Linked DNA regions of Mus musculus: all the other regions are linked to region 5. A link is a loop called in an ENCODE intact Hi-C map of the cell type or tissue named here. Cell type or tissue: heart. All regions are shown on one strand. Links, peaks and the distances in the headings refer to the core of each region. The heading gives the core; the rest is flanking DNA.

Region 1 (4,846 bases), core at 475-4,474, 100 kb after region 5:
TGTGTGTGTGTGTGTGTGTCTGTGTCTGTGGGGGGGTGTCTGTGTGTGTGTGCCTGTGTGTGGGTGTGTGTGGGTGTGCATGTGTGTGTGGGTATGTCTGTGTGTCTGTCTGTGTGTCTGTGTGGGGGTGGGGTGGGGGTGAGTGTGTCTCTGTGTGTGTGTGTCTGTGTGTGTGTGCATGCATGTGTGTGTGTGTGTCTCTGTGTGTGTGTGTGTCTGTGTGTGTGTGTGTGTCTGTGTGTGTGTGTCTGTGTGTGTGTGCGTGTGTGTGTGTGTGTGTCTGTGTGTGTCTGTGTGTGTGTGTGTGAAGGTGTCAGAAGCTCTGGAGCTGGAGTTACAGACAGGTGTCAGCTGCCTTGAGATGAGGGTGCTGAAAGTTAAACCCCGGTACTCTGGAAGTGCAGCCAGACATCTGCTTAACTGTTGAGACTTCTCTCTAGTCCCGGCCTATTTGATTTTTAGTCTTAAATTTATCTGCAACTCCCTGGGACTCACAAGGATAGAGCCGCACAGATACCAAAGGACATGAGATGTGTCCTTTCAGCCTTTAGCTTTGCTAAGAGGAAGAGGACTGAAGAGGTGGTGGCCTGAGTAAAGCTGTCCCTGTCAACAGCACCATACTATGTCAGCTTGGGACACAATGAGTGGAAAGTGATTGCTACTTCCCCTCTGTTGCTTGAGAGGGTGAGGACCCATCTCCCTGCCACATGAGGCATGAAGAGTAACTCACCAGCCCTGCTGAAGAGGAGGTTCCAGTGTGCCGGGTTGTACACCCAATATCTCCCCATGCATCCTCACCGTGTAACAAGGCTGGCAAGCACTAACTGTAGTGGGGTCTGTGCCCCATCCAAGGGAGAAGGGTACAATGGAGCTTGGGGATGTTCTGCTATGCAAGCATATCAACCACTTTTGAGTGTGGACACTGTAAGATGAACCCATCCTCTCCACACCCAGCTTCTCTCAGAACACTTATCCAAAGTTAAGACAAAGTCTACCAACAGTGTGTCCCTTAGCTGACCAGGTCCTGTCAGGTTAATCTTACAGGCTCCATGGACGATCTGTCCGGAAAACTCAGGACATGTGTTTGTCCGTGCGTGGTGATGCTGGGCATGCATCAACTTGGACACTTAGCGGGAAGGCCATGTTAGCTGTCGAAGCATCAATCAGAGTTCAGGAGACCACAGACACTGCCCAGCTTATGTGGGAAGCACAGAGTAGCGTCTTTATCAGATGTGATATATGCATGTGAATGTCAAAGACTAAAGGTGTTGGATCCCACCCCACCCACCTCAAAGACTGACTGGACATGGAACTTGGGTCCTTTTCAAAGGTAGTGTGACTTTTTTAACCCCTGAGTCATCTTCTTTCTTCTTGTTTGTTTGTTAAGATTTTATTTATTATATGTAAGTACACTGTAGCTGTCTTCAGACATCCCAGAAGAGAGCATCAGATCTCATTACGGATGGTTGTGAGCCACCATGTGGTTGCTGGGATTTGAACTCAGGACCTTTGGAAGAGCAGTCAGTGTTCTTACACACTGAGCCATCTCACCAGCCCTGTTTGTTTGTTTTGTAAAACAGGGTTTCTCAGCCAGGCGTGGTGGCACATGCCTTTAATCCCAGCACTCGGGAGGCAGAGGCAGGCGGATTTCAAGGCCAGCCTGGTTTGGCTATCCTGGAATTCACTATGTAGAACAAGCTGGCTTTGAACCCAGAGAGATGTGCCTGCTTCTGCCTTCCAAATCCTGGGATTAAAGGTATGTACCACCACCAGGCTCCTTTTGGGTTCTTGATCTGAGGTCTCATGTAGCTCAAACTTCATAAGTAGCAAAGGATGACTTTGAACTCCCAATCTTTCCACATGCAAGGATTAAAAGCACTCACCACCATACCTATTTTGTCAGGGAGATTATGTGTGTGTGTGTGTGTGTGTGCGCGCACGTGTGTATCTATAAACAAAATGTTAAACCAGGAGTTTCAGTGAATGGCTGTAATTCTGACATTTGGGAGGCTGAAGCAGGAGGATCAATGCAAGTTAGAGGCTAGTCTGGTCACATAGTGAGTATCAACATGGCAAGATCCCATGCCAAAAATCAGTCTCTCTCTCTCTCTCTCTCTCTCTCACACACACACACAATCAATCAATTAATCAATCACATTTTAAGATGTTTCAAAACAAAATTTAAAAAATAAAAAAATTAAATTTTAAAAAAAATTTTAAAAAATTAAATTAAATTTAGGTTCTGCATAGGAGAGGAAACACTCAGTGTTTGTCTCTCTAAATTTGGCTTTCCTCTCTCTTCACAGTCTATTTATATCACATTTTCATAGTCAGTCATCCCCTAAGGGACACCAGGCTTGTTCCAGTTTCTAGGCAGTGGGAATGATGCAGCGACAAACACAAATGTGAAGGTGAAGTATGATAAGGCAGGAAGGATCCGTTGACTGATACAGTCATTGCCCGTACTGTCTGTTTACCAAGCATGACTTCACTTGCTACCTGGAAAGAATGTCTAAACAAAGGATCCGTGCCCTTAACAACCGCTGACTTCCCAAGGGGCTTCTGTAAAAACCTCACTCGCGCCACCTTGTGGCTTTGGAGTATAACATGAGAATACAAACATGGTCTGGGGGTGGAAACCTTTCAGGAGCCATCCTGGCTTTGGTCCACCAGTGACACCACTTCTCATCCACTCTTGTTGGTGTTGGAGTGGCTTTTTCCAGAAAGATTCCCACAACATTTCTGGAGGCCCTAACAGGATGTCCTTCACCATGACCCCAGTTGATCAAGAATGACTGCCTCTCCAGGGCCTCTCAGACAACCAAAGGTCTCTGGAGCCAGGAGGAACGCATACCCACATATCCGATGGGATTCCAGGACCCCTTTCTAGCGGCCAAAATGCCTATGACACCCAGGATCAGAGTCTCTGAGTCCAGATCGGGTAAGGACTCGCCCCCTCCCAGGGGAGACAGGCAGGAAGAGCCAGTGCAGCCTGGCTCTTCACCCCAGAGGACTGCATCCAAAGCCCCTATGAGGACCAAGGAGGTACTGGTACTGATCTCTGGAGAAATAGACAGACTGGGAATTTAAAACGGGAGTCTATAACTTCTGAATGAACGAATGAATGAATGAATGAATGAATGGTGGATGAATGTGAGCACACTTGCCTTCTCCATACACCTGCAGCTACAGAATCTGATTCCATTAATAGGAGGTGACCAGCAGAGGTGACCTGTTGTGTCTGGCCAGCAGATCACAGCCTGGGTTCTAGCCTGGACAGGCATTTTGGAAACCTGGAAGAGAAGAAGGGCTAGGCGACGAGAGAAAATGATGCAGCTAAGACAGGCATTCTGATCAAAGCTCAATTTTACTGTTCCACACGCAGTTATGAAGCAGGGGAAGGGGGCCCGATTCCCACCAAATAATCTCGGAGTCCAGTAGCAGGGTGACCACGTGATGGCTTCGGAACAGGAAAGCGACAGGCTCCAGCAGTGGGAGTGGCAGAATGATTGAGCAGGAAGCTCCACCCCTGAACAATCAGGTTTCAGACTGGGGGAGGGGAGACTACAGTGACCGAGCATGGTTAAATCATGGTGAGGAGGCTGGCAAAGCAGGCACCTTCTACCCCACTCTATGCACTACAAGGAGTGGAACATATAACCTCCCCCAGCTCCTGGTTACAGAACTCTTGTCACAAGGTCTGCACAGTCCTAATACAAACCCACACAGTTGTGCAAAGATTGCTAAGCCTGAAGACACCAAGGAAGCACCCACACTGGCATCCCCAGGGGATGGAACTTTTCACATGATGCTGCCTCCCTACTGTTCCAACTGTCAGCATCACAGGGAACCAAGATGGCTGCAAGACCATCTCATCCCATCTTCTGAAAGTAGTGAGCTACGCAACGCTCACCAGCCTCAGCCACAGCCCAGCCCTGCCAACCTCTGCGGGATGCATTCCAGATACAAGCCCATTCCAGTGTGTTCTCTAAGGGAATATCGGGCCTTTCCTTCATCCAAAGTGGCAGCTATGTTATTCAGCCACATACTTGCCAGAAGAGGAGGAAGAGCCCCTCCATGATTGTGTAGAAGTTGTAGTAGAGATTGTCTCCTAACACCCAACAAAGTTCAGCTCCCCAGTTCAGATGTGGAATCTTTTACTGGTCAGAGCTGAAACCTATGACAGGACAATAGCCCCTCACAATAAGAGACTCTAAACAACAATATATCAAGAAAGGGGGCTGCTTACCTCAGGGAACAAAGAAGCTAAACCCAGAGTCCAAACCCTCCAGTTCCTAGGAGCTGTGTGGGCCCCCCTAGCTATGGAAATGATACACTGACAGACTCACACCAAGAGCCAAGGTAGTCCAAGACACAGCTCCAAAGTCCTATCCCAGCTGGGCGGTGGTGGTGCACGCCTTAAATCCCAGCACTCGGGAGGCAGAGGTAGGCAGATTTCTGAGTTCGAGGCCTGCCTGGTCTACAAAGTGAGTTCCAGAACATCCAGGGCTATACAGAGAAACCCTGTCTCAAAAACAAAAGCAAAACAAAAAAAAAAAACAAAAAAAACAAAGTCCTATCCCATTACCGTCCAGAACTCCCCTCACAATAGGCCAGAAACAAAAGAATGACAAACACAACTGACATGGGCCAGGGAGATGGTTCAGTGAGTAAAGTCCACATTGTCAGGCCTGATGACCTGAGTTTGATTCCCTAGACCAACTGTGTTGGCTTACAGATAATTCTGCTAGACTCCTCCCAGGGACCTAGCAACAGTTACGTCATCACCTGCCGCCATTACTACCTGCGCCGCTGCTACCACCAGGTGCAGGTGACTTGGCAGTGT
Region 2 (4,000 bases), core at 1-4,000, 160 kb after region 5:
CAAATCCCAGCAACCACATGGTGGCTCACAACCATCCATAATGAGATCTGACTCCTCTTCTGGTGTGTCTGAAGTGTATATGAAGTGTACTTACATTAAATAAATAAATAAATATTTTTTAAAAAAAGAAAAGTAATAACAACAACAACTCCCCCGATTTCCAACATATAGAATTTCCTGGGGCTGGAGAGATGCATCAGTGGTTAAGAGCACTGCCTGCTCTTCCAAAGGTCGTGAGTTCAAATCCCAGCAACCACATGGTTGCCCACAACCATCTGTAATGAGATCTGATGCCCTCTTCTGGTGTGTCTGAAGACAGCTACAGTGTACAATACCTAAATATAATAATAAATAAATCTTAAAAAAAAAAAACTTTAAGAAAAGTAACTTTCCAATGGCTGGAGAGATGGCTTGGGGGTTAGCAGCACTCAGTGCTCTTCCAGAGGACCTAGGTTTGATTTCAAACATCCACATGGTGGCCTCACAGTTGTTTGTTATTCCAGTTCCAGGGGCAGACCCCCTGTACTGGCATTGTAGGGCACCAAATATGCACATGATGAGTAGACATTCATGTAGCCAAAACACTTATACACATAGAATGAAGTGGAAAAATCTTAGCCAGACATGGTGGCACATGCCTGTAATATTAGGAAACAGGGGCAAGTGGATGAATCTTTGTGGGTTTAAGGTTAGTTTGTTCTACAGAACCACTACCAAAGTAGTGAGGCAAACTGTAAGACACTATATTAAAAAACAAAGCAAAATGCGCAGATCTGTGGTGGCGCACACCTCTAATCCCAGCACTTGGGAGGCAGAAGCAGGCGAATCTCTGAGTTTGAGGCCAGCCTGGGCTACACAGAGAAACCTGTCTCAAGAAAAACAAAACAAAATGCTAAGTTTTTGTCTATGCCTTTAAATGCCAGCATTTGAAAGGCAGAGGCTGGCAGATCTTTGTGAGTTCAGGGCTACACAAAGAAACTCTGCATAAAAAAGCCAAAACAAGGGGCTGGCGAGATGGCTTAGTGGGGAAGAGCACTGACTGCTCTTCTGAAGGTCCTGAGTTCAAATCCCAGCAACCACATGGTGGCTCACAATCACCTGTAATGAGATCTGACGCCCTCTTCTGGTGTGTCTGAAGACAGCTGTAGTGTACAGTGTACTTTTTATAATAATAAATCTTTGGGAAAAAAAAAAGCCAAATCAAAAAACAGCTATGCTCATTGGGTATGCCTTTTTGTTGTAGATTTTTGGAACTAGGGTTCACTATGTAGCCTAGACTTGCCTAGAACTCAGAATTCTCCTACTCTTGGACCTAAGTGATGGGAACACAGGCACCCACCACCACATTCAGCGCTGTTTGTGTGTGTGGAACTAGGGATCTAGCCCAGAGCCAAGTAATTGCTAGGTACTCTTTGGCTGAGTCACACACACACAACACACACACACACACCCCGCCCCTCAGTGGGGGCTCAGGGGATGGGGTGTTTCTAGGCTCTACCATTGAGCCACGTCCCTGCCCCTTAGTGTGTCTTGATCAGTAAGAAGATGGTCGGTGCTGCAGAGGCAAGGCTTCCAAGACAGCTTGGTTTCCCTCCCTGCTACTGCTCTTCCCCAGCTCTGAGCACTACTCTAAGTTAGACTTAACTTCCTGTGCATCAGTTTTTCTCTGCAGAAGATGGTGCCGTGACAGCGGCTTCAGAGGTCACAGCAGGGTTAACACATGTTCTCATGCCAGTGCCTGCTCTGTCCCATGCTCAGAGTAAACAATGGCAAATATTTATTTAAGCATTTGTGCTTATAAAATTCCTGGGCGCGTCTGAGTGGCTGGGACTTGGCCAGCTGGCCCTCCCCTCCCTTATTGCACAGGTGCCTTTCTTTTGTGTAAAGGACAAGGAACTGAGGAGACAACCAGCCATGGTTGCAAGGTATTGGGAAACCAGGCTAACAGCAAGTGCACCCTGGGAGTCTTGGCTGTAGGATAGACACAGGGAGGGTTGTCGCACCAGCAGTGGGACTGTGTACAAATGCCTCCCAGCTAGTGTCTCCCTTCATCCTGTTGTAGTTCCTGGAGGTTAGTAGCATTACCTTGCCTGGTTGGTATTTTCTTTATTCTGTGGTGAAGATTAAAAGCAGGTCTTTGAGCTACCATTGAACCATACTGCCCAGCCCCTCACTGGGAGATTCTAGGCAGGGGCTCTACCACTGAGCCACACCTGTCAGCCCTCTTTTTACTTTCTGAGACAGGGTTTTATTGCCTTGAATTGTGTGTGTGTGTGTGTGTGTGTGTGTGTGTATTTAAATTTTATGTGGATAAGTGTTTGGCCTACATGTATGTCTGTGCACCATGTGTACTCAGGGCCTGTGGACATAAGAGAGCAACAGATCCCCTAAAGCTGGAGTTCTAGGCTGTTGTGAGCCACCGGGTAGGTACTAGAAACGGAACCTGGATCCTGTATAAAAGTAGCCAGTGCTCTTATCGGCTGAGCCATCCATCCATCTCTCCAGCTCTTGGCCTTGGACTTTTGATCCTCATAGCTTAAGTTACAAAGTGTCTGGTGGGCCGCCAGTCATCCGAGATCAAAGGCTTAAGTGGGGGGTATGTTGCAAGTGCCACAGACCTGTGAGTTAGAGTGACCCAGAGACTTTTTTTTTAACTGAGAGTGACAGCAGCTGCTTTAACAAGCAAACCAGGCAGCAAACAACTCAGAGTGGTGGGTGCTTCTTTCCCTACTTTACTGTCAAGTCTACATCTGAGGTCGCCGTTCTGGTAGGGATGGGAACGTGTGCGCATGCGTGGGCTTTTATTTCATACCTGTGCTATCTTTGTGTCTACAATTTTATCTGAGGCTCTCACCAGTCTTGGAGTGGTGCTCTGAGTAACTCCAGACTTCTAGGAAAGGTTGGGAAGTGTGGTCAGCTGAAGTGCTGCGCACGGGGCATGGCTGTGACAGTCCCATGATCGGCGGCGGCAATAAGTCTCTGTGATGATGATCAGGTACGCACCCGTTGGAATCCTGTTCCTGGTGGCCAGCAAGATTGTGGAGATGAAAGACGTCCGCCAGCTCTTCATCAGCCTCGGCAAATACATTCTGTGCTGCCTGCTGGGCCACGCCATCCACGGGCTCCTGGTTCTGCCTCTCATCTACTTCCTCTTCACCCGCAAAAATCCCTATCGATTCCTGTGGGGCATCATGACACCCCTGGCCACTGCTTTCGGGACCTCTTCTAGGTGAGCCCTGTTACCAAATATAACAAAGGGAACTGGGAGTGGGTATTGGTGTTTGAAGACCTGTATTATGATTGGGGTCATTTGATGTGGACACATTTTTTTTTTTAATTTTACTTTTTTGTCAGTTTTTCTTTTCTTTCTTAATCTTTAATTAATTTATTTTAAAAAAAATTTTTTCTGTGTATCAGTGTTTTACCTGAACGCATGTCTGCAGTGCTCCCGGGTGCCCACAGAGGCCAGGTGTTTGGTTTCCCCTGGGTCTATAGCGTTAGCTCTGAGCCACCATGTGGGTGCTGGAGGTTGAACCCAGGGTCTCTGGAAGAGCAGCCACCGTTCTTAATCACTGAGCCATCTCTCCAGCCTCCTTCACTCAGTCTTTTTTTTTTTTTTTCTGTCATTTTTTCTTTTCTTTGTGTGTGAGGTGACAGTGCAATGTGTGTGTAAGTCGGAGGACACCTGCAGGTGTCCCTCCTCACCTCCTACCTATTTGAGATTGTCTGTTTTTCCCTCCCGTCTCTCAGTAATGGTGCTAAGGATTACAGACATTGTATACTATGTGTCTGATTTTTACAGAGCTATGGGGAATTGAACGCTGGTCCTCATGTTTGTACAACTACAGCCTTCTCCCCCGGCCGTTTTGTTTTTGTTTTCCAAGACAGGGTTTTTCTATACTGCTCTGCCTGTCTTAGAACTCGCTCTGTAGAGCCGGCTGGCCTTGAACTGAGAGATCCGCCTGCCTCTGCTTCCAGAGTGCTGGGATTACAGGCATGC
Region 3 (4,846 bases), core at 340-4,339, 180 kb after region 5:
TCTGGGGATGAGGGGGCTTATTCCTTGCAACTCTCAGGTCACTGTCACTAAGGAAGTAAGTGTAGGAATAAAGAGGCGGGAACGGAAGCTGAAGCCCTGGAGGATGCCCCATTGGCTTGCTCCGCTTGCTTTCTTACCAAACCCAGACCACCACCTGGGGGCGCCATTTAGAGTGGGCTAGGTCCTCTCACCAATCGATTAACCAAGAAAATGCTCCCGGACTTTCCTACAGGCCACTCTGATTTTTCTCAACCAAGGGTCCTTTTCCGAGAAGACCCTAGCCTGTGTCAAGCTGACAAATTAACCAGCAGTTAGCACTTTCCCCATTGGGACTACCCCCTCCTCCTTTTCTTGAGACAGGGTTTCCCGGTGTAGCCCCCACTATCCTGAAACTCATCTGGAGACCAGGCTGACCTCAAACTCACAGAGATCCTCCTGCTTCTGCCTCCCGAGTGCTAGGATTAAAGATATACGCCACTAAACCTGGACCAATAGTATGGTTTTCTTGAGACCCTTGTAGCCCAGGCCGGCTTAGAATTCTCCATGAAGTTGAGTCTTGAACTGCTCCTCCTGCTGTCACCTCTCAAGTGCTGAGGCTGAGCATAGACCACCACTCCTGGTGGTTTTGTTTAGTTTGGTTGAGACATCTGGCTGTGTCGAAGGCTGGCCTTAACAGCCTGGGCTGGAGATAATGCGGCCTCAGTCAGCTGCAGTTAAATAGCTGGGATCACAGATGGATACAGCTGTGCCTGGCTTCCTGCGCTGCTGTAATCGTTAGCTATTATTATTTTGTGGTACAAGTGACCAAGCCTAAGCCCTGTGCAGGCTAGAAAAACCCGAGGCCTACATCCCTGTTCCTGTGCTTTAAAAATAAATAAAAAGCCGGGACAAGGGCGTGGTGGCACAGACCTGTAACCCTAGCGCCAGGGAGACTGAGGAGGGAGGGCTATGACTTGCAGGCTCGCCTAGGATTTGCAGCAAGGACAGAGGTTGGGTCAAGGACCACCAATAAAAATCCTCCTCCTCCTTTGGACCAGATATTGTGGTGCACACTTGTAATCCCAGCGCTCCACAGGCAGAGACAGGAGGACCGTAAGTTTGAAGCCAGTTTGGCCTAGAAAGTTAGACACCTGCCTTAAACTCCTGCTCCTCATGGGGTGCAGGGTGGGTGTGGGGAGATTCAGGGAGTGTGTGGAACAAGCTGTAGAATGAAGCAAGGAAACAAACGGCTCTATTTGTCTTGAATTTTTAAACTTTAAAGTAGCATAATTTAAGTCTTATTTAACAATATACAGACTGGTTTGAACATAATTTATATGCATAATTAAATGAGAATTTTTTTTTAAACCTGTTTGAGTGGCACAGCCATGGCAAGGCTCCACTTGGGTACTATTTCTACAGCAGAACCTAGAGAGGAAATGAAGTGTGGGCCTTGAAACGGTGATCTGAATTCAAGTCCCTTACTAGCCACTTCCTAAAATATCTGATTACTGGCAAGTGACTGTCATTTTGGCCTCAGTTTTCCTCCCCGGAAAATGGACGTAATAGCAGCTGTCACTTCCGAGTGTATGCCTGAGCCCGAAAGCTCTTTGTAAATGTGAGCTATGGCGAAGGTTTATCCCTTCCTAGAAGGGAGGGGGAAGGCGGGGAACAGGTGCAGAGGGCTGAAATAAAGAGGTAATGCATTGGCCAGATCCCAAACCAGAGAGAGCCCAGTCAGTCCTCCAAGAGCAAGATGGGGTTAGAAGCAGCAGATACATCAAGCAGCACTCTCAAAGGAAAGTGCCACATTCGGGGAGGAGAGGAGGTGGCCAGTGCTGTCCCACCTCCCAGAGCCACTCCAAGAAAACCAGAGATGAAGGTGATGAAGCAGAGCCGCGAGCGGTCATCAAACACGAACTGAAGCGGGACAGAAGTGCCCTCTAGTGGAGGAAGCAAGCACTGGAGCCAAGCGTCCTGAGGATCCTAAACACAAAGGGAGGCATTCGGTATCTCAAATGAAACAGACTGGGTAACTAACTGGTCCAGGGATACCTAAGTTGTATGTGGTAGACTGAGGCTGGCTCGTCTGTTCTCCGGATCTCACTCTCCAAGGGCCTACAGCTCTTGGAATATAGGGCAGAGACTATGCAGAGCCCTAAAGACTCCCTGGGCTTTTCTATCAAAGGCCACCACTTTCCTCCCTCATGAGGCTGAGTTGCTCCAGTCTTTGGGTTCTGCTTCCCGCCAAAGCTGAAACTGTCCTGTGTGTTCCCTCCAATCTTCCTTGGCCAGTTCACCCTTTTTTTTTCTTCCCTCCAGTGCACAGCCCCACTACCCAATCACAAACTGGTTCAGATCCATACACAATCCGAGGCAAGAACAGACTCTTGTACCCTGCTGTTCACCTAGCCCCAGATGTGGGTACCAGGGCTTCAACCGCCTGTCAAGCTTAAGAGTGCGGGGTTGGGGTACTCCGGGTTCTCGATGACCCCAGGCCCAAACTTCAGCTCCAGGAAGCGGCGGTAGTTGTTAGGGGCCTGTGCCATGAAACCCGCAAAGGGCAGGGGGACAAGTGGCTGCAGGAAGTGCTCTGGGAACTCAACATCCTGCCGGTGGTCCAGCCACGTGTCCTTGGTCATAACCCCATTGCGGGGGTAAAAGGGCCACAGGTCCACGTGCAGGTGGTTGTTCTCACTGTACTGTACTCGGAAGAAGTCGCCCTCCACCGCCTTCTCCCACACAAAGCCGCGTTCATCCACTACCGAGCCAGCTTCGGCACCCCGCAACTGCTCGCAGTTGCCCACGTCCTCCAGGTAGATGCCCAGATCTACGTCGTAGTCCCAAGGGATGATGTCGCCGTGGCGAGCTGCACCCAGCAGCGAGCCGCCCTCCAACCAGTAGCGCACGCCCGCCGCCTCCAGCACGCCCACCACGTAGCGCGCAGTCTCGCGCAGCGCGCGCAGGCAACAAGGTGGGGTCCAGCGGCCCTCATACAGGTAGGCGGGTGTGTCGCCCGCCACCGTACCGAAGCAGCGCGCGCTCTCCTTGCTGCAGCCAAACCACTCTAGCCGCCCGCCTTCCCAGCTCACCAGACGGATTCCCAACGAGCGCAGCAGCGCCGCTCTCCGTGAGCGCCCCTCACGTTCCGCCTTCCAGCGCGCGTGGGCGGTGGCCAGCGGTGGCTGGCGCGCCGCGGCGAAGGTCAAGTCCAGCAGCTGCACTGCCCAGCCGCGCAGGGCGGTCTGTAGGAAGAGGCTGGTGGCCAGCGGCCGCGCCAGGGGCACCGAGAGGTTGAAGAGGTCGCGGGAGCGCATCAGCAGCACAGCGTCGCCATCCAAAGCGTCGCAGCGGGGCGCGCTGGGAGCTGGGTCGTAGCGCGCAGTCCACTCCCGCAGGCTGACGTTCAGAGCTAGGCACCGCGCTGGGTTGGCGGTGGCGACCGGGGCGGCCACTAGGCGCGCGCTGCTCCCTCGGAGCGCCTCCACCATTCGCTCCAGGTGGCCTGGTGACTCGGCCCGCGCTCCATCAGGCACTAGAGCCACAAACTCGGTGGCTACGTAGGTCTCCGGGCGCGAGGCCGCCGCTGGCCGGTCCAGGGCTGGCTGGAGCAGAGCCAGGCGAACGTTGGGGATGCGAGGCAAGGCCAGGGGTGGGTAAGGGAGTGTGTCGGCCGCCACTACCACGGGCTGGGCTGGGTCCTGCTGCAAAAAGGAATCCACTAGCTCTGGCACCGCGTTGTCAAAAGCCTCAAATTCCCGAATCAGGACGGTGACTCGGGGGCCAATGGCAGAAGTCCGGCGGGGACCCCGGGCCCGGGAGTTTCTGGGCTGGTGTTGTAGCCATGACACATAGAAGAAGACTAGGAGGTTGAGGATGATGGCGGCTGCCAGGGCAGCCCAGCAGCGGGTGAGCCGCATGGGGCCTGATGTCAGACCCTAGCTGGGGCGTCCAGGGCATCCTGGGGAGACAGGATGAAAAGGGAGTGTGGAGCAAGTTGTCAGCATTCCTTACCCTTGAATTCTCAGTTGCCCTTCCTGGATCTGATTTCAGGCCCTCCAGGAATTCCTAGGTTGGTTCATGCCCCTGCCCTAAACAGACCACTTGTAAGCATCACGTCATGGGGTCACTTTTCCCACTCAGTTACACAGTGAGTTCTTAAATTAATGTGTGAGGGCCTGTTTAAAACTAAAACCAAAAATTGAACCCATCACCCCTGCAAATGAAAAAAACAATGCTGGTCGCTGCCAGAGGGTGGAGGGAGAGCTGTGAACTGGTTGAACCTGGGGCCCTACCCAGGACAAATGCTCTACCACCAAGCCCCACTCCCAGCCCCTCACTGGTGGATCCAGGAAGGTGGTTTAAGCACAACCCCAGCACCCAGTTTTAGTTTTGTAAGGTGAAACACTTCTGACACCTTACTTGCCTAACAATGTGAGGGTGTTTAGAGGGCTGTAGTTTCACACATTATCCCAGGCTACGCAGCAGAGGCCAGTCTTGGACTGTTGGTCTTTCTGCAGCTACCTCCCGATGTGGGGTTTCCAGGTGTGGACACCACACTGTTGTAGATGTACTTAGTACTACTGAACTGTGAGTGTGCCAGTGATGCATTTGATTTTAGGAATATTAGATCACAAATTTTAAAAAAGATTTATTTATTACGTACACAGCCTGCATGTATGCCTGCAGACCAGAAGAGGGCACCAGATCTCATTATAAATGAGATATAGGCCACCATGGGACTTGAACTCAGGACCTCTGGAAGAGCCAGTGCTCTAAACCTCTGAGCCATCTCTTCAGCCCAGGATCACAGTGTTTAAAAGCCATAGTACATTCTGTAATTCAGCCCTTGGAAAGAGGAGGCAGG
Region 4 (4,846 bases), core at 437-4,436, 260 kb after region 5:
CAGCAGCTAGGCATGGTTAACATACCTGTAGTGCCAGTGCTCAAAAGACAAGCAGAAGAACTGTTTTAAATTCCACCAGGCTAGACTACATGGTGAGTTCCTGGCCTGCCCCTCACTAGCCCCATGGTACCTCTTCTTCTGATCGTCTTCTAAGCTTGCTGTGGTCGCTGGGAATGTGGCTAAGCCGTTAAGCGTATCTGTTCTTGCAGAGGACTGGGATTTGATTCTCAGCACCACATGGTGACTCACAACCATTTGCAGCTCCACTTTCAGGGGACCCAACACCCTCTTCTGACCTCTTCAGGCACCGGACACACAAGTGGTACACAGACATACATGCAATGCAAGCAAAACACTCATAAAATAACTATTTTTTAAAAAAAATAATAAAAAGTTTTGGGGGCAGGATAAATGGCTCAGTGGTTAAGAATACTTTGTTCTTGCAGAAGGCGTGGGTTCAGTTCCCAGCACCCACATGGTGGTCCATAACTAGTCATAGGTACCTGTATGGTGCACATACATAATACATACATAGAAGCAAGACACTCGTACACATAAAACACATCTTTGAAAAAAATGAAAAAAAATTTTGCTATGTAGCCAAGGCTGGCCACATGCTGAATCCTTGAATTACTGGTATCTGTTTTACCTGTGGTTTCCTGCACAATGGAATCCCTTTACCAGCTAAAATACAACCCCCAGTCCCCTCCCCCACCCCCCCTTTTAGGCTGGTCCACTTTCTAGCACCAGTTGAGATGGAAACTTACTGTGTAGTCCAGGCTATTCCAGAAGTTCTGGTCCTCCAGGCTCATCATCCCCAGTGCCTGGATTACAGGTACCCTGGGACTTGATTCTAGACAAACACCTCAAAACTTCTCTACAAGGAACATGTTGACAGGGTCAGAGGCAGAAGGCAGAAGCCAGCTGAGGAAGCCAAGAAAATAGCGAAGCTGAATTGAGTTTGTGGGAAGAAACTGGATTCTGGACTTACTTTAAGATGCTTAATGATTAAGGACTTCGAGATGGTTCAGCTGGAAGATGGCCTTTGGCACCAAGCCTGTGGGCCCGAGTTCCACCCTGGCACCCGCATGATGGAAGGAGAAAACCGAGGCTCCCAAGGTGGTCTCAGTTCCACACCAAGGCTGTGGCACTGGCACACACCTCCCCATACACACAAAAAATAAATACGTAAAATGTAAATCTGCAGATTAGGAGGGAGCTGGAGGTTATCCAGACCGTGTCTGTTTGTCCTCCATCCTCCTTCCTCTAGCCTTTGGTCCGGAGACGGGGCTGTCACCCTGCCTTTCCAGCTTTAAGTAAGCTGGGTTTCTTCCCCAGTGGCGGCCGAGGCCAGATCTGGGGATGAAAACCAGCTGCGGGAGGCGCCGGGCTCGGCGCGCGCCCAGGCCCCTCCTAGGCGCCGGCAGACACCAATCTTTGGCTCCCCTCCCCCTTCCGCAGTCCCGGCCCCGGGCCCTGGCACGTCCGGCGCGCCTGATACTTTCCAGATGTGGGCCGTGTTCTCCTTCCAACCTGGCCCTGTGAACCCACGAGGGAGGGGGGGCAGGGAGCCAGGGTTCCATACTCCCAACTCCAAAAAGCTATCAGGGTGGCTCTGACTTGTCATCCCAGCTCCCTTGGAATGGCCAATGCAGGAAGGTCGCAAGTTCAAAGCCTGCCTTGGCCACAGAGAAAGTTCAAGGCCAGTCTAGCGCAACTATAGGAGACTGTCTCAAAATGAAAAAGTTAAAAAGGGCCATGGGATACAGCTCAGTGGTTGCTTAGCACATACGAGATTTTGGAGTCTATCTCCGGTACTGCCAGGTGGGAACTATCAGAGGCTGGTATCTTTCCCCACCAGTTTGGCTTCCCAGGGCAGGCTGTGAAAATAGGGTTGAGCTGTCTGCAAAAGAAACGCTTCTCCTTACTCCACCCCTGCCCAGGGTTCCAGCATCCCAGAGAGCCAGAATGAAAAGGAACGTTAAACCCCGCCCTCACATCCCTCCAGGCCACGCCCCATTCAACACACCCCACAAAGCCCCTCCCTTGATCACACCCACAGCATGCTCTCTCCCTATAGGCACGGCCTCCGCCGTGTGGTCCAGCGGGGAAGGCTCCCTCTGTCTCTCTTGTCTCTTGGCAGGCTTGACTCGGTCTCTGAGTGTCTGTCTCCAAGGCTCAGTCTGTGTATCTGTCTCCTGTGGCCTCTCCCTGTGCATCCATCATCTATCCTTCGTCTGTCTCTCTGTGAACTTAGTTCTGTTTCTCTTTGCAGTTCTCACCGCCCTCTGAAGTTCTCTGTCCCATTTTCCGTCCTCTCACTCTGATCCCTCACTACTTTCACCTTCCTAGGGAGCCATCTCCCTCTCTTATCCTTCTTGGGTCCCCCAGATCTCCCGTTTCTATCTTCTGCTGGGCGGACGGGGACGCCTAGTCTTCGCCTCTTCTTCTGCTTGAGCTCCTGCAGCGACTTTGGTTCGCGGGCGCCACCGTGTGGCCAATAGGGAGTCCTTGATGGCGGCGAGGCAAGCAAGCGATGCTGTGGTCTGGATGCGACGTCCAGAGGTGGTGCGACCCACGCCAGTGTAAGGGCACGCCTCAGAGGTGGTGTGGGACGCCAGCAGATGATGTGTGACTGTGTGACAAGGTGAGATTAGGAATGACAAGAAGGGGTTCAGTGGGACTGTTAGAGTAGGTGTGATGTGTGGCTGACCATGTTATACTTGTTACACTTTATCAGCGAGACTGTGGGCCACTGTGTATGGCATTGGACCTGAGAGAGGACCTGCCTGGAGACTGTTCGTAAGTCTGACCACATGTAAGGGTGACCACGCGTGTTACAGAGCGTAGAGAGTCAGGGGAGCTGGAATGCCCAAGTGATCAAATGATCGAATGCAAGAGGGAGGCTCGGGAGAGGGACCTAGTGTGGCCAACTGTGTGGATGTGAGACAGTATGTCTGCCACACTGGTGAGTCCTGAGAAACTGGGTGACCACGTGTGACGCTGAGAGGTTGGCTTGTGTTTGTGACTGCCTGTGCAAAGGTGTGTGATTGTTCTGGGTGGCAGAGGTGAGTTTACAGGGTCTGCGAGACAGGGAATGTTGAATGTAGAAGAGAGAAACAGTGAGTGAGTGAGTGTGACAAGTGTTTGTAGTATAGACTTCAAGGCCCAGCAAAGGCTGTGCCCACAATGGTGTGTGTGTGTGTGTGTGTGTGTGTAAAAGACCATGTTATCAAATGTCAACAATGTATGATACCAAAAGACACTGTGCCGCTATGATAGTAATAACATGTGACACAGTATGGGGAGGGAGAATGTGGGCCACTGTGTATCAGGAAATTGACCAGGAGTAAATGTGACCACACAAAGGCGCTCCTGGAAAGAAAAGCACGTGGTTCTCTGTCACACTAGGCAATGGAGCGCTTGGCAGTGAGGCTGAACCAGTATGTGGTTGTGTGAGACTCCAAGACAGTGTGAATGCGAACTTCAGGAGAAGTTAAAGCTGCACTGGTAGGTAACAATGTATACATTTGACTCTCTAAGATACTGTGCCTGACTGTGCAGTGACCTCTGCTGTGAGAAATCATGAGTGTCAGCAGTGGGCAGGTATATTAAGGACCTTTGTCATTGTGTGTTGGGTTAAGTGGGGGGGTGGGGGGTGGGGCGGGACTGGGTTACTCAGTGACCCAGCAAAATAGGATGCATCCCTGTGTGAGCGACTTTTGAGTCTGTGTGCTGTGATGTGCTGTGATGGGGTGAGGCTGCTACTCTGATGGCCTGTGAAAGAGTGGGAGGCTGAGTGGGAAGAGGAGAGGCTTGTGTGCATGAGCGTATACACCTGGAGGGCCCGTCTTTTAGTGCAAGTGTGACAGAGGGACTCCAGAGAAAGACAGGCTCTAAACAGGAATGGCTGAAAGAGAGAGAGAGAGAAGGAGGAGGAGGAGGAGGGGGAGGAGGAGGAGGAGGAGGAAGATTCATCAGTGCAAGGAGAGGACTCAGAGACAGACCCAGGGCATGGAGACAGGTGGTGCTTAGGAGGAGAAGGCGGTCCTGAGGGGCTGCACCCCGGGGGAGGGGGCGGGGCTGGGAAGAGGACCAGCCACTGCCTCTGTCAGCCTCTGTCACCCATCAGCCATCCCAGCCCTGAGCTGCAACAGGTAGGTAGGAAGCTCCTGTCCGGGTCCTGGTAGCTGCTTAGATGGCCACTATCTGTCCCTGTGGGACTGAATGAGTGAATGGGTGACTGAGAGAATCAATGACTTTATACTTCCGTGTGTCTCCGTCTTCTCCTCTGTCCTCTCCTTCTGCCTGTGCCTCCCAATCTCTCTCCTTTTTCCTTGCTTCATTTCTCTTCTAACCCTGCCATGTCCCTCTCTGTCTGGGTTTCTCCTCTCCTGTCTCCGTCTTCCTATCTCCTCCGTTTCTGGTCCGTCTGTAGCTGCTTCTACTCCTCCTTTTGTTCCTCCCCCCTCCCCCCCCGTCCTCTTCCTCATCATCTCTCCCCCAGTACCTCTATCTCCATCCTCAGTCTATTTTCCTTCTTCATGCCTGTCATTTCTGTCACTCTGTCCCTCCCTTGGCTTTTTCACTTGTCACCCTCTCTACCACTCCGAATGGCTGGCTGGGTTGGCTTGCCCCAACCCTCTCCCCTGCCTGCTAATGAGCAGAGGAGCCTTTGAGGCAGTCAGGGCTGGAGAGGGGGTGGGTCCCTGAGGGTGGCAGAGGGGGCAGCTGCTGCTGAGGCCCTAATGAGGCCTCCTCTGTGCCCCTCCCGCCGAGATCTTAATTCTCAGTTCTCCCTGGAGTCGCTGCTAATTGGCCTGGGGAGGGGCCCCCCTTCCTGGCT
Region 5 (4,846 bases), core at 331-4,330:
GGACTCAGGATAGCATTTTCATACTGGTCATGTTGAGCAGCCTTTCCCTTCCCTGCCCTATCTCCACCCATCTCCATATGTGCCGTTGGAATAACATCATCTCCGATGTGCTCTTCTGAATCTTTTGTCTCCTACTTGTAACCTTGGGCTTTTCTACCCTCACCCAGTTCCCGGATAATGACTTGGAGACTTGTGTTTTATAAATAAATGCCTAGGCCATAGACTTTGGCTTGTTTCCCAACTAGCTTGGAACTTATATTAAGTTTATACTATTCTATGTCTGCCACATGGCTGGTAACCTCAGTTTCATATGTCCAACTTCCAGAAGAGGACATCAGATCTTATTATAGACAGCTATGAGCTATCATGTAGTTTCTGGGAATTGAACTCAGGACCTCTAGAAGAGCAGCCAGTGATCTTAACCTCTGAGCCATTTCTCTAGTCCTGATATATATTTTTTTCATGTTTGCCTTTTGACTCCCAGGCTAGCATCTAACTCCGTGTATCACCTGTACCTTAGTTACTTTTCTGTTGCTGTGAAGAGGCACCATGACCAAGGCAGCTTAGAAAGGAAAGCATTTAACTGGGGGCTTGCATATAGTTACAGAGGATGAATCCACGGTCATCGTGGTGGGGAGCATGGCAGCTGACATGGAGGCATGGTGCTGGAGAGCAGTAGCTGAGCGCTTACACGCTGGGGCAACAACAGAGAGAGAGAGAGAGAGAGAGACAGAGACAGAGACAGAGACAGAGACAGAGACCTTTATATTTCTTTGCAAAGCTTTTGACCTTAGCTTGTTCCCCAACTAGCTCGTAACTTATATTAACCTGGTTATGCTATTCTATGTCTGTCACATGGCTAATACCTCTCCTCAGTTTCATACATCCAACTTCTGAGTCTGGGTGGTGAATTCCTGGGCTCTCTCTCTGGCTCTCTCTCTCTCTCTCTCTCTCTCTCTCTCTCTCTCTCTCTCTCTCTCCCCAGAGTTCCTCTCTCTCTGCCAGGTGTCCCATCTTACTATCCTGCCTTTTGCTATAGGCCATGGCTTTTTATTTGAACCAATCAGGAGGTGCCTTAGGTAGGTAAAGAAGGATAAACACACACCTTCACACAGTGTACAAAAGTATCATTCCAACACTTACTGATGAGCCATCTCTCCAGCCTCCGTTTGATTTCTTGAGACAAAGCATCCTATATCCCAGACTTGAGACAAAGTATCCTATATCCTAGACTTGAGACAAAGTATCCTATATCCCAGACTTGAGACAAAGTATCCTATATCCCAGACTGGCCTCATACTTGCTCTGTAATCAAGGAAGACCTTGAACTCTTTAGATCTTTTTGCCTTCAACCCCAGCATTCTGGAGGCAGGGGCAGGAGGATCATCACAAATTATAAAGTGTAGCCTGGTTTACTTAGTGAATATCAGGCCAGCCTGGTCAACATATCCAATGAGTCATATTAGCGGCATACAATTTACTTTTATTTTTTCATTTTTATAGTTTTTGGTTAGACAGTATCTCCAAGTACAAAGGCTGGCCTTGAACTTCTAACACTTTTGCCTCTGTGTAATCAGTGCTGGAATTATAGGTGTATATGGCTATGTTCTATTTCAAGCTCACAATTTATCATTAATGTATTTTATCATTAATTTATTTAGTTTTGAGACAGGGTCTCTCTACGCAGCCCTGGCTAGTCTGAAACTTGCTTGCTATGTATACCAGGCTGGCCTCAAGCTCAAAGGATGCCCATCTCTGCTTCTGGAGTGCTTAAAGTCCAGGGACTTAAAGGGATTAACGTCCTCTGTCACCCCCCTTGGCTATTCCTATTATTGTTGACATGGAGTCTCCGTATGTAGGTCCGGCTGGCTTTGAACTGAACCTGGAAATCCTCTTGCCTCCTATTGAACATTTGGTCACTTGGTTTGTTTCTGTGGTCCACCCCTGTAATCACAGCACATGGGAAGTTGAGGCAGCAGGATGAGGACACCAAGGGAGTCCTCCACAATAAACCTAGTTTTAGGCATTTCTCGAGTATATGGGAACATGTCTGAAAACAAAAACAAAACAAAACAAACTAAAGCCAAAACAACAACATTGCCAGCAGGGTGAGTGTTGTGGGGTGGGGCAGATTGCTGCCTGTCTGGTGGCCCGAGGCAGGGAGGTCACAGAAGGGCTGGGCTGGCTTATGAATAAGAAGGAAAGGGGCCCCTGTTTGTTTCTATTGCCATATAACATTTCACTGAATGAACATACCTTATCTTTTCACTTTATGCTTCACGTGGGAGTTTTTTAAAAAATACACCAGCCAGAGTTTATTGTAGGTTCCTCTGCTTTCCCCAGGGACAGAAGACAGGCTCGTGCCCAATGAACATAATCAACAGCTAACTCAAATGTACCCCTAGCTCAGAGCTATTAGCTGAAGCCGCACTCCTCATCGCCAAAGAATCCCCATCAGGACCAGCAGCAGCCTGTGGGAAGGATCCAAAATATCTGATGCCTAGACCCATTCCAGACTGTGGATTATCAACCCAGCCTGATAACCCAGCCTGTGGGTAGCCACATTCTCCCATAGGTGGCGCTGTTTCCCTGTTTTCTTTGTAATGACGTAGAGCAAACCTAAGACTTCATCTGTGTTGGGGAATGAAGGCTTTGCCACCGACCTCCATTGCTAGACCTGTTTTCCTTTGTATGGTTATTTTTACATCTTATTCTCTGATTTTAGTTTATGTTCCCTGAAGTAGAAAACCTAATTTCTTAATGTCTGTGTTTTTTTCCACGAGGATATAAAACCAGCAGAAGATGCTCAGGGTACCACCCAGCTTATGCCCTGCATCTCCCGTTCACAGTCTTTGCCCTACAGGAAGTCCCAGGTCACCTGCGATGAAGGTGTGGACGATTCTCCACTGCAGAGAATGGCAAGATCTCACTCTGGTATTGGTTTTGAGGGAAGGTTTAAAATGCACGGTGAGATAGAAGGACAGAGTATGGAGACACAAATCTACGAAGCAATTATGCTATGGATTGGTGGTGACGAAAGTAAGAAATGTGAGGGAAAAACATTGAACTATTTAATCTACCACTGCAGACTCTTGAGTAGGAGAATGGGCGACTTTCTGGAAACCTTTTATTATTATTATTTTTAGATTATTTTATTTTATGTGTTGTGAGTGGGGTCCGAAGAGGGTGCCAGATATCCTAAAACTGGAGTTAATGGATGTTTGTGAGCCATCATGTGGCTTACAATCACCTGAATTACAGCAAGAGGGGATCAAAGCCTTTGGCCTCCAGAGACATTGGTACTTATATGCAGGAGCTTGCACTCATGCGCGCGCGCGCGCACCACACACACACACACACACACACACACACACACACACACACACTGAAAAAAAATATTGTTTAAAAGTGAAGTTAGACTGAGTCCACGCCCCCTATATCTTGGGTCTCTTCCTCTGCCTCCTTTTTTGTAAATTCTTCTGTGGGCTTGGTGGTGTGCCCCTGGTGAGATGGGAAGACAATGGGACCCTTGGAGCTTGCTGGCCAAGTACCCTAACTTACTCAGTGAAGTTCTTAGCCAATGGGAGACGGTCTCAGAAAAAAAAAAGTCTTAGAAATATCCCCAGGTTGTCTCATGATCTTCATTCTTACCACACAGAAATACACACATTTACACACATAAAATAAATTAAAATATAATATAAATTTAAACTTCACTTTTGGGTGATCTTTATTATCTATTGTGGGGGTGGAGCGCCCACATACCATTGCATGTGAGTGAAAGTTAGGAGACAGTTTTTGAGCATTCTCTCCTTTCACTGTGTGGGTCCAGCACCTCCAACTATGTTCTCAGGATTACAGTGGGGTGGGGGGACGCCTTTATGACTGAGCCCAATAAACTTCACTTTTAGATGTGAAGTTGCTTAGTGATGTAGGCTGGGTTGCCCTGACAGTCCCTGAAGTTGACGTGCAGAACTAATTTATAATCCCATCTGTGAGTTGGGTCTTCACATTCCTGCAGCGCCCCCAGCTCCCGATTATGGTTAAGTGTAATTACCAAGCATGAACACTAGGGGGCAGCTCATCACCACGAGTGTTTCCGAAGACCTACCTGGACTTGACAGGTTAGTAAATTCCATCTGGCTCCCTGTAAAATCACAGGCGTGAGTGTTTGCATTTAGAGCTGGAAGTCAAGTTAGAGAAGAGCCTGTGAAACTTCAGTGTGGTTGCAGACCATTCAAGGTTAATTGGTTAATTGGTTTTAGTTTCAGTCTTTTGTTTTGGTTTTTTAGTAGTGTGTATGTGCCTTCAGGTGGGTACAGGTGGGTGGGTGGGTGTGTACATGAGCGCAGGTCAGAGGCGTTAGATCTGAGCAGAGATGGAGTACACTCTGTCTCTGTAAGGAAGTGGGTGCTCAGAATTATACTGAGGTCCTCTGCAAGAGTGGTCCAGGCTTCTAACCAATGAGCTATATCTTGGCCCCCAAAGGTTCTTGTTTAACAATAGATTCTAATTCTTCTGGTGGAGCCTGAAGACCTCCCGTCCCTCCCTCCCTCCCTTCTTCCCTCCCTCCCTCCTCTACAAGTTCCCCTGAGCAGAAGTGAGGGGCATCTATCCCCTTGGCTCCTAACATGCTGGACTGGAAAGGTGTAGCACTAGACCTGCACGATCTGGCTAATGTGCAAACCATGAGGTTAGTCATGCAGGAGTATTAGATGAGCCCTCACTGAAGAGTATTTAAAGCAAAGCAAAACAAAAAGTTGACCAGTGTTCTTTAAAAATGTTAATGTCGTGCAGGTATGGCGGTAGTAGCTGCATCCTGGCCCTTGGCTGGCAGGAGCTCAGA
Region 6 (4,828 bases), core at 829-4,828, 280 kb after region 5:
ACACATAGAGCCATGGGTAACCCTGGCATAGATCCCAGGGTCCCTTTGCCCCCTCCTCAGGAGAGAGCTATGGCTTCTCTACCTGCTTCTGTTTGGACTCTGCCCTTTGAGGGGGAAAGTCTTGTACAGCCCAGGCTGACCTGGGACTCACTGTGTAGTTGAGGAAGACCTTGAACTTCTGATCCTCTTAACTACACTTCTGGAGCGCACAGCTCCACACCCCAAGCTATCCACTTCTGACCTAGGAGCAGGGAGAGGCACCTGGAACAGAGGCTGGCACCCACAGGGTAATGGCTCCTAGAGGTCTAAGAGGGGAAACTGAGGCCTAGGAGAATGTGAGGGCTTGTCCAAGGTCCCCGGGCATAAGAGCCAGGGGACTTCCCAAATAGTAAGTGATGGTGATAGGGACAGGAAGTCAGCAGGAGAAAGCTCCGGGAGCAGAGGTCCCACCTCCTCCAAACTCCCCTGATACTGAGACAGGACGCCAAGCCTGCCAGGCATCATCCTTCATTAATATGATATGACTTCCTGAGTCCCTCTGCTCTGCCTGGGAATCAGAGCCCGTGACAGGGACCACATGGCCTGCAGGCCTGCCCCTCACAGTCTCCCACCCCAGACCCCTCACCCCACGAGGTTCCTCACTTCCCAGGGCAGGCCTGGATGGTCCTTTGGGGATCCCCAGGGCAGCTGGTACTGGGGATCCATCCTGTCGGAAACCAGGAACGCCAGCTGGGTGGCAGCTGGGCATGGGTGATAGGAAGATGTGGTCACCACGGGGGGGGGGGGGGGCGGGTGGACACAGAGAGGGAAAGGCAGCAGCTGCCTGCAGTCCAGCCCTGCATCAGGAACTCCCCTGCCCTTGGAACATCTCTGTACTGGCCTTTTCCCTGCTCCTCGGCAGGTGGGATGCTGGATACACTCAGTCACATGCCTGGGACCCATATCATGGAGGAGGAGACTAGGGTGAGCCACCCCTTGCCCAGGGCCATAATGCATCAGAAGGTGATGGGTCACATTGCTACAGAAATGAAAGTCAAATGGATGTGTAACCTTTTTACTAAAACAGTTTCCCTGAAAAACAAGGGTGTTGCCAGGCAGTGGTAGCACATGCCTTTAATCCCAGCACTTGGGAGGCAGAGGCAGGTGGATTTCTGAGTTCGAGACCAGCCTGGTCTACAGAGTGAGTTCCAGGACAGCCAGGGCTACACAGAGAACCCCTGTCTCAAAAAAAGAAAAGAGGAGGAAAAAAAAAAAAAGAAAAAAGAAAACAAAGCTTGCAGGCCTTGATGCCAAGCAGACACTTGAGTTTATCCCAGGAACCCACAGGGTGGAGAGACAGAGACAGAGAGAGACAGACAGACAGACAGACAGACTCGGGGTGGGGGAAGAGAGAGAGAACTGAGACTCCTGCAAGTTGTCCTCTACACCATGAAATGGGTGCACCCATACACACACGCACAAGCACACACACACACACACACACACACACACACACACACACAATCTTTTTGCTTTTTTAAGGTTAAGGTCATTTTTTGGTTACATAGAAAGTTTGAGGCCAGCCTTGGCCACGTGAAATCTGTTTAAAAAAACAGCAGAGCAGCAGCAGCAGCAGCAAGAACAGATTTTTTAAAAAAAGAAAAGAAAAGAAAAGAAAGGAAAAGAAAAGAAAGGAAAGGAAGCCACACAAGGTGACTGGGGTCTCTAAGGTCCCCTCTGACCCTCCAGCAGGAACTGTGGAGTCAGTGAAGGTCCCATCACCTCTGTACTGACAGCTGGGCTGACACTGATCTGAGGGAGGCGGCATGGTCGGGGGAGGGTGTTGCTGAGGGAGGATGGGTGGAGCCTTGTGTGTGGGAGCAGAGCTGGAGCCTGAGATGGCTATCCATCGCCAAAGTGTTAGTATCGGAAGTCAGTGTCGTGAGCGGTGACTGGGGCCTGGAAGTGCTATGGTGCGAAGTAAAGGTCAACCTTTAATGGTGGGTCACCAAAGCCCTGTGAACTGCAGACCATGCATGGACTGTGCGTCCTGAGCTAGGAGCCCATGGATGAGGTCTGGTCAGGCGGCCTCCTTCTTCAACTCCTGGAAGGAGTGAATTGTGTCCAGGGACCAGGACTCTCCATGGTGTCTGGAAAACACTACATCATGGGGGAATTTCCTGGTCATTTCTCAATCCCAGGGCCAGGGCCTAACCCCAGGGCCTGAAGCCCAGAATAGCTCTCAGAGGCTGTTCACACACAGTTCAGGCCATGGCTAAGCTGGAGAACCACTCAGCACTAGGACCTGTCTGGCTTCCTTGGGTTGGTGGTGGTGGTGGTGGTGGTGGTGAGGTTCTGATACTAGGTAACACGAAGAGGGACTTAGATATGAATGCATTTGGAGAGGGGTGGGGCAGACAGACACAGAGGTAGAGACAGACAGACAGACATAGAGATGAGATGCTGGGGAGGGGGCACGTATGAAAAACAGAAAAGGTTGAGTGGGGGTGGAGGTGGCAGCAGGTGACTGTGCTGTGGACTGTATGAGGAAGAGGCAGGAGGAGAGGCAGAGGCAAGAGACGGATACTCAGAGCAGGAGATGGGGTACAAGCCAGGGAAAGCAGGCAGGGAGCCCGAGGGGGCCTCTGGAGACCAGCACAGGGGGAGGAGGGCGGGGCAGAGAGGAAATGAAAAAAGCTGGGGCGAGGAGGCAAGATGAGGAGGGAGGGGGAGGGCGGGCCCTAGGAGGGAGAAGCTGACAGAGATCTACACAGACTCGCACACAGACAGGAGAGACTGAGGGACTTCAGAAGGCAGAGGTGCTGGAGGGTCTAGAAAGCAGAAATGTCAAGGAGGTGACAGAGAAGTGTAGAGGAAAGAACAGGGGGTAGGGGACAGGGAACACTGAGGCACAAAGGGACAAGGACCTGACAGAGAAGGAAAGAAACAGGAGAGGGACAGACACAGGAGAAGACAGAAACAAAAGACAGAAACACACGGGCAACTGGGAATTGACTGGCAGATCCCAGATCCTATGAAGATGATGGCCAGCGATGGACATCCTGGACCCCCTTCTGTCACTCCTGGGAGCCCTCTCAGTGCAGGTGGCAGAGAGTGGCAGGGCATGGCAGGCTCCTGCTGGAATATCACCTACGTTCAAGACTCGGTAGGACCTGCCACCAGCACGCTGATGTTCGTGGCTGGTGTAGTGGGCAACGGGCTGGCATTGGGCATCCTGGGTGCCCGACGGAGGTCACACCCATCGGCCTTTGCGGTGTTGGTCACTGGGCTGGCGGTGACGGATCTGCTGGGCACGTGCTTCTTGAGCCCTGCAGTGTTTGTGGCCTATGCTCGAAACAGCTCTCTGCTGGGCCTGGCCCACGGTGGGACGATGCTGTGTGACACTTTCGCCTTCGCCATGACGTTCTTCGGCCTGGCCTCCACGCTCATCCTCTTTGCCATGGCTGTGGAGCGGTGCCTGGCACTCAGTCACCCCTACCTGTACGCCCAGCTGGACGGGCCGCGCTGCGCCCGCTTTGCCTTGCCTTCCATCTACGCTTTCTGCTGCCTCTTCTGCTCACTGCCCCTGCTGGGCCTGGGCGAGCATCAGCAGTATTGCCCAGGGAGCTGGTGCTTCATCCGCATGCGTTCCGCCCAGCCTGGCGGCTGTGCCTTCTCCCTGGCCTACGCCAGTCTCATGGCCCTGTTGGTGACCTCCATCTTCTTCTGCAACGGCTCCGTCACTCTCAGCCTCTATCACATGTACCGCCAACAGAGACGCCACCATGGCTCGTTTGTACCGACCTCTCGGGCACGAGAGGATGAAGTTTACCACCTGATTCTGCTGGCCCTCATGACCGTCATCATGGCCGTGTGCTCCCTGCCTCTCATGGTGAGTGTCCCTCGGAGCTGGGGTGCAGGGGGAGGAGTGGAGGGCAGCATCCATCTGTGCTCTCCACTTGTCGTGTCTATTTGACAGATGTGAAAACCGAGGCTCAGAAAGGGTCAGATGGTGACTTTGTGTTCCATGTACTCCTGAGTACTCCAAGAAGTCTCTCTGCTTTCTTTTCCTCCACTAGACAATCTCTAGCCCTTAGCTGTCCTGTCAACACCTCTCAGCCGGCTCCCCTATCCAACACACCGTTGTGATAACAGGATCCACAACTCACGGGCACTTGCTTTCTGCCGACACAACGCTTAATGGCATTCCAAATGCCTCTTCAGATGAATTTCAAATTGACCTTACACAATCATTTCAGAAGCACTGGGCAGGAAATGACACTGAAGTCCCATCCTGTCAACCTCTTTATAGAAAGATGATAGTGCTTGCTGCCCGAGATCACACAGGCTGGCTGAGTCTCCTCCATCCTGGCTCTCTCCTCCCGGAGCCTGGCCATATAACCATGAGCACCCCACACACTCCCTGAGCCTGGGCCCTGCCCTTGTCCCCCACACCCTTCTTTCAGCCTCACAGGGACCTTGTGCTGTCCCCTCCCACTATAGCAGCCAGTGGGGCTAGCCACGTTTTTATGCTGGGGGTTGGAACACGGTTTGGAGTGTATTTGGGGTGCTGGAGCCCTTTGAGGATTAACAATGTCTGACAAACTCATCTCCAAGGGTGGCTCCACACGAGGCTTTGGGAGCCTCAGCGGGCTCAGGCTTCTCTGTGGGCTGGGGGTGGGGTGGGGTGGGGAGTCGCCTCAGCGCAAACGGTGGGTCTGGTAGGTCAGTACCCACTGCCCCACCCTGTCTTTCCTCTGCCCGGTGTTTGCTATGTCCTGGGGCTTTCCTGTCTTCTGCTCCCCGGATGCCTGCACACGTTAGCAACTCAGCCTGCATCTTTCTTCAT

Evidence for each region. Hi-C counts contacts between places; a loop is a spot of excess contacts. Peaks named below come from ENCODE experiments on the same cell type or tissue, not always from the same donor. Only the 100,000 strongest peaks of a DNase experiment are listed, where the experiment ranks them.
Region 1: a loop joins it to region 5, with 7 times the contacts of the local background. A loop is called at or near these places in 25 of 42 quality-filtered maps.
Region 2: it touches region 5 in a loop (4-fold over the local background); 11 of 42 quality-filtered maps call a loop at or near these places.
Region 3: a loop joins it to region 5, with 3 times the contacts of the local background. A loop is called at or near these places in 13 of 42 quality-filtered maps.
Region 4: it touches region 5 in a loop (2.2-fold over the local background); 4 of 42 quality-filtered maps call a loop at or near these places.
Region 6: a loop joins it to region 5, with 5 times the contacts of the local background. A loop is called at or near these places in 5 of 42 quality-filtered maps.

Annotation. Positions count from the first base shown.
Region 1 is chr7:16,726,211-16,731,056 of GRCm38, forward strand. No RefSeq gene overlaps it. Among named protein-coding and RNA genes, the nearest start is that of Ceacam9, 6.7 kb to the left of the region's middle. In heart, for the core only: a CTCF peak has its summit at 2,599 (motif pointing left); DNase peaks (open chromatin) are centred at 2,701 and 3,501; H3K4me3 peaks cover 1,037 bases; H3K27ac peaks cover 1,690 bases.
Region 2 is chr7:16,790,652-16,794,651 of GRCm38, forward strand. It overlaps Slc1a5 (solute carrier family 1 (neutral amino acid transporter), member 5), which reads left to right. Exons shown (of 9, transcript NM_009201.2): 6 at 2,996-3,229. Among named protein-coding and RNA genes, the nearest start is that of Slc1a5, 11 kb to the left of the region's middle. In heart, for the core only: no CTCF peak of the experiment used is centred there; no DNase peak of the experiment used is centred there; H3K4me3 peaks cover 752 bases; H3K27ac peaks cover 463 bases.
Region 3 is chr7:16,808,037-16,812,882 of GRCm38, forward strand. Fkrp (fukutin related protein) reads right to left here. Exons shown (of 3, transcript NM_173430.2): 3 at 1,231-3,940. The coding sequence starts at 3,899. The coding sequence ends at 2,415. Among named protein-coding and RNA genes, the nearest start is that of Strn4, 5.4 kb to the right of the region's middle. In heart, for the core only: a CTCF peak has its summit at 1,934 (motif pointing left); DNase peaks (open chromatin) are centred at 855, 1,935, 2,895, 3,655 and 1 weaker place; H3K4me3 peaks cover 1,527 bases; H3K27ac peaks cover 1,184 bases; H3K27me3 peaks cover 1,891 bases.
Region 4 is chr7:16,889,710-16,894,555 of GRCm38, forward strand. Gng8 (guanine nucleotide binding protein (G protein), gamma 8) reads left to right here and starts at 2,077. Exons shown (of 4, transcript NM_010320.3): 1 at 2,077-2,647; 2 at 2,741-2,802. In heart, for the core only: a CTCF peak has its summit at 2,498 (motif pointing left); DNase peaks (open chromatin) are centred at 992, 1,452, 2,032 and 2,482; H3K4me3 peaks cover 3,284 bases; H3K27ac peaks cover 2,165 bases; H3K27me3 peaks cover 1,741 bases.
Region 5 is chr7:16,625,734-16,630,579 of GRCm38, forward strand. All of the region lies in intron 2 of Gm29443 (predicted gene 29443), which reads left to right. Among named protein-coding and RNA genes, the nearest start is that of Gm24708, 3.5 kb to the left of the region's middle. In heart, for the core only: CTCF peaks have their summits at 2,568 and 4,064 (motif pointing right); no DNase peak of the experiment used is centred there.
Region 6 is chr7:16,903,766-16,908,593 of GRCm38, forward strand. It overlaps Ptgir (prostaglandin I receptor (IP)), which reads left to right and starts at 2,725. Exons shown (of 2, transcript NM_008967.3): 1 at 2,725-3,871. The coding sequence starts at 3,020. In heart, for the core only: no CTCF peak of the experiment used is centred there; DNase peaks (open chromatin) are centred at 1,936, 2,176, 2,626, 3,356 and 2 weaker places; H3K4me3 peaks cover 750 bases; H3K27ac peaks cover 1,897 bases; H3K27me3 peaks cover 1,661 bases.